2 separate regions of the Homo sapiens genome follow, and region 2 is linked to region 1. Evidence: read pairs that join two places in POLR2A ChIA-PET (ENCODE). Cell type or tissue: PC-9. All regions are shown on one strand.

Region 1 (2,500 bases):
GCTCCCTCCTGCTAGAGACAGATTGAATAGACTGTGGATAAGGCCCAGGGAATTACACTTTTCTTTTTTTTTTTTTCTTTCTTTTTTTTTTTTTTTTAACTTTAAGTTCTGGGATGCATGTGCTGAATGTGCAGATTTGTTACATAAGTATACATGTGCCATGGTGGTTTGCTGCACCTATCAACCCATCATCTAGGTTTTAAGCCCTACATGCATTAGGTATTTGTCCTAATGCTCTCCCTCCCCTTTCCTCTCACCCCCTGGAAACTACACTTTTCATAGTCACCTGGATGACTCCTAAGGAAATTTAGGTAATTTCTAGATTATTTCTAAATAAATTTGAGTTCTAAAGTATTTTAAATAGCAGAAGGGTATGGACTAGGTGGCACTGCAGTTAAGAACATAATCTAGTTAAAATAATAAAACTGAGGTTTAGATCTTGTTATAAATGCAGTGAAATTGCCTTTAAGAGCTGAATTTCTTGAGCAAGGAGACTGCCCTATGCCTGGTTTTCAAATGTGAGTGGCATGCAAATCACCCATGAGATACATAACAAATAAGAATTTGTGAACACAGAGACTTGCATTTTTACCAAAGACCCTATTTAATCCTTATGTACATTAAAATTTGAACAAAAGTGATCTAGAAGGAGTCCTCTAATGCACTATACTGTGTGAATTAAATCTGGCCATCTTGCCTTATTGATCATGCTTAAACTGTATGTGGTAACGAAAATATGAATAAGAATTTGGAATCATTTGGCTAAAAAATAAAATGTACCAAATTGACAATCCAACCCAAATTTTCCCAAGATCAATGCTGACACTGAAGTGAATTAATGGAATGAAATGGTAGGCTACTTTGCTTTAATAATATGTCCAAATAATTATTTTTCCAGAGATAATGAAAAAAATTTCAGTGACCTTTACAGGATAATAAAAGGTGTTAGAGAATTAAAATATTAAAGAAAATACAGTTTCATTTATTTAAACTTCCTCCATTTTTTGGAGTTTTTGGCTATGGATTTTGTAACCTCAGCTTAGTTTTTAAGTGATTAAATATCCTTCCAAAGTTCCTTCATAAGTTCTCATCTCATTCCCCCAGCACATTGATATCCTTCTAGCCACACCCCCTCAACTCAACATTCACCCTTTGAATAAATAGCTATTGGAAGAGTTTGTATTTAACCAGTGTCAAATATTTCAGTTGGTTCCAAATCCTATACAAATAAGTTATGTTTTTTCTTTCTGAATCTGAATATTGAAAGGGTTTTTGCCTTTTAAGATGCTGAGCATTCCAATCATATTTAGGTTACATTCTTGAGTAAGAATGTATAGTTTCCTCATGTGAAACTTATTAATAAACATTACTCTGTATATGCAAGATGAGCAGCCACATAATTTAATGATTAACAGAACAAACATGACCCTTCCAGGTTACTTTAGATCTTGAATTTTCACTAAGGGTGATCCATGTTACACAATAATATAAGCCGAACCCAATTTGGAAAGACTCCTTCTATGAGGATATGTGAATGAGGTCCAGATTGGGTAATATAGAAGAAAGTTGTACAATTCTAGGCATTGAAGAAAATGAGTGATTTAGATTACAATAGTGATAAAGTCAGGTGCAGTAGCAAGCTTGTAGTCCCATCTACTCGGAAAGCAGAGGCAGTAGGTTCATTTGAGCCCAGGAGTTCAAGGCCAGCAAGGTCCCCTTTCTTTAAAAAAGTTGTTTTTAATTAAACAAAAAAGTGATAAGGGAGGTAAATGTAGGTTCCAATGTCCTTATAAACAAAACAAAGCAAAACAAAGTCCATTGAAATCTAACACATGCTAGCTACAAAGTGCACACAATTTAATTATGAAATTTAATTAATGAATTTTCATAAAGCAAATGCCTACATAACATCCACTACTACAGAGAAAGAAAATTACTTTTGACGTCACTCCTTCCCACCTGCAATGCCCCTTTCCAACCGCTACCTCTCCCTGTTCCCTAAAAGTGACCACTATCCTGACTTCCAAAGCCATAATTTAGTTGTGCCTGTTTTGAATGTAACATAAATTGGATCACACAGTAAGTATCTTTTTCGTATCTAACTTCTTTTGCTCAACATTATGTTTGTGAAATTAATTTCATTGCTGTTTTGTAATCTACAGTACCAATGTGCGACAATGTACTTATTCATTTCACTGTTGATGAACATGAATGGTGGTAAAAAGGATTCCTATAGTTCAGCAGTCTTTGTTACCACCAACTTTGTCCAGCTTCTACAAGCATACATGTGACATATGCAAGCTATTTTGTAGGACAGTCATCTTTCTTAGTAGATAAAAATATGTGGCTGCATATGGTGGCTCATGCCTGTAATTTCAATACTTTGGAAGGCCAAGGTGGGAGGATCACTTGAACCCAGGAGTTCGAGACCTGCCTGGGCAACATAATGAGACCGCATCTCTACAAAAAAAATTTTTTTAATTATCCAGGTGTGGTGGTG
Region 2 (2,500 bases), 84 kb after region 1:
TCACTGATCCACCAGCTATATTCTAGGGTATCTATATCTATATCTATATATATGTATATATATATCTCATTTATTCAATAATAATTCATTGAGCACTGGCTAAGTTTGACTCTATAAATACAAAGTCATATAAGATAAAGCTCTTGATATATATCCTAGATATATATATCTAGGATATATATATATATATCTTGGAGATATATATATCTAGGAGATATATATATATATCTTGGAGATATATATATCTAGGAGATATATATATATATCTTGGAGATATATATATCTAGGAGATATATATATATATCTTGGAGATATATATATCTAGGAGATATATATATATCTAGGATATATATATATCTAGGACATATATCTAGGATATATCTAGGATATATATATATATCTAGGATATATCTATATCTAGGATATATATATATATCTAGGATATATCTATATCTAGGATATATCTATATCTAGGATATATATATATATATCTAGGATATATCTATATCTAGGATATATATATATCTAGGATATATATATATATCTAGGATATATCAAGAGCTTTATCTTATATGACTTTGTATTTATAAAGTCAAACTTAGCCAGTGCTCAATGAATCATTATTGAATAAATGAGTAACCAGATAAATTTAAAAAAGGATACCTTTGCTTCTTTGAGGCTGATTGCCTTGGTTTGTTCAAGTCATTCAATTACTTATCAATTCATCCACTAAACAAGCTTCCCTAAAACATGTGCTCTATTGAAGATGTGAGGGTTACAAAGAAATAAATGAATTGTGTCTGCTCTTAAAAGAGCAGACTTTAAATGAAACATGTAACGTTATCGAGTTGTAAAATACATGGAGTGACATCTTTATAGCTTATTTAAGTGGGGAGATGGGCGCTTCAATGTGTCCCTCTTAACCTTGTCCACAATTAAAGTATAGGACCTCTCCTGAGCTGAGCATTAACCAGGACTGAAGGATGTGAAACCTTTAGATTCTGGGAAGACACCAATGACAACACCTACAGAGAACTTCCCTCCTGTATGTTGGAGGAAAGTCTGGAGGCAGTTGTAGAGTCATGAGCTAAGGATGTGGGTACAGCTGGTTTGCAGAGATTTGTGAATTCCCAGTGGATCGTGATGTAGCTTCTCAGTTGAGTGTTCCTGAAATGACAGTGGGTCTTTCTGGTCCCCCATAGGTGGCAGGAGGGCTTAGCAGATACATTGAGCTACTTTTAGCCCTGATTCTAAGATAATGCAACGCTTTAGCAGGTGAAAAAACAAATGAACAAAGAGATTTCCTTTGGGTGCCAATCCAAGGAAGTTCTATTTTGGCATCTGGCAAAACTTTAATCCATTCAGCCAGAGATTACTGTCCCTTCCTTCATTTTTAAGATTTTTGTCACCCAAGGTATCTCAGCAGCTGGAATTTAACCCTCAGTGAATAAACAAAAAGAAAAAGGACAATCCACCTAATGCTTCCAGCACTCAAAGTGAAGAGAGTCAAGAAAACACACAAAGTAAGTGGCTTCTAACAAAATGCAGCTACTAGAAAAGTCCGCCCACAACTTTCCTCAGCAGAGTTCTCTTGTCTTGTGCAAGAAATGGGTTACGGACTATGGAAAAAAGGGTTGGGGAAGCCTGAAGATTTCAGCTTTCACCAAACTGTCTGAAATTGCAGTTAGTGATTATGAGTCAATCTTTCAGATTTAGATAACAACAAAGAATAACAAAGACTTCCTGGAATTGATCATGTAAGTACAACTCGAGATTTCTAATCAAATCAACCAATTATCATAAATACAGTATTAGTTAACATCCTAGATGTTTGTGTGTGTGTGTGTGTGTGAAGAGATAAAGTATGATGTTATTTAAGTTTTGCAGACAGATTTTGAACTTGAACAAAAATAGCACCCATCTCCAATAAACAAAATTATAAAAGTAAGGAAATTCAGGCATAGCACATGTACGTGTATGCACGTGTGAACACACACACACAGATTTGCTGGACCTACAAAAATGGACCATGATTTACAACAATGAAACAAACAAAAATAAATTGAAGAAATAGATGAATGGAACCAATGAAATAAAGATCGGGAAGATCTTGGATAAGAGACCGAGCAGACTTTCCATATGAATAACAAGAGTGCCAGAAAAAGAAAAAATTAACAGTTGAAGAAGACAAAGTTACTAAATAGTAGAAAAAAATGTAACTGAACAGAAGACTCAAGTATTACAATTAAAATGCTTCACTAAATTCCAGGCAAGATAGATAAAAAACATATTATTCTACTGTGAAAAGAAGACCACTATCTCAGAATTTGAAAAATAAGGCTTTATTACTTACAAGAACTGCCTTGCAGGAAGGCAGGAGAGAGTGTTTACAAGCCAGGGAGTGATGATGATCATGAGCCAGTTCCCTGGCACATCAAAATGATAGACTTACTTATATTCCTGAGTATACCCAAGACCCTCCAAGATTTGCTTTATGATC

Evidence for each region. ChIA-PET counts read pairs that join two places held together with the same protein. Peaks named below come from ENCODE experiments on the same cell type or tissue, not always from the same donor. Only the 100,000 strongest peaks of a DNase experiment are listed, where the experiment ranks them.
Region 2: POLR2A ChIA-PET joins it to region 1 with 5 read pairs; 2 of 35 experiments call an interaction of 5 or more read pairs at or near these places.

The regions. Positions count from the first base shown.
Region 1 is chr6:49,512,204-49,514,703 of GRCh38, forward strand. All of the region lies in intron 2 of GLYATL3 (glycine-N-acyltransferase like 3), which reads left to right. Among named protein-coding and RNA genes, the nearest start is that of GLYATL3, 14 kb to the left of the region's middle. In PC-9, no CTCF peak of the experiment used is centred here; a DNase peak (open chromatin) is centred at 1,378.
Region 2 is chr6:49,595,906-49,598,405 of GRCh38, forward strand. No RefSeq gene overlaps it. Among named protein-coding and RNA genes, the nearest start is that of RHAG, 40 kb to the right of the region's middle. RefSeq lists a silencer at 2,337-2,500. In PC-9, no CTCF peak of the experiment used is centred here; no DNase peak of the experiment used is centred here.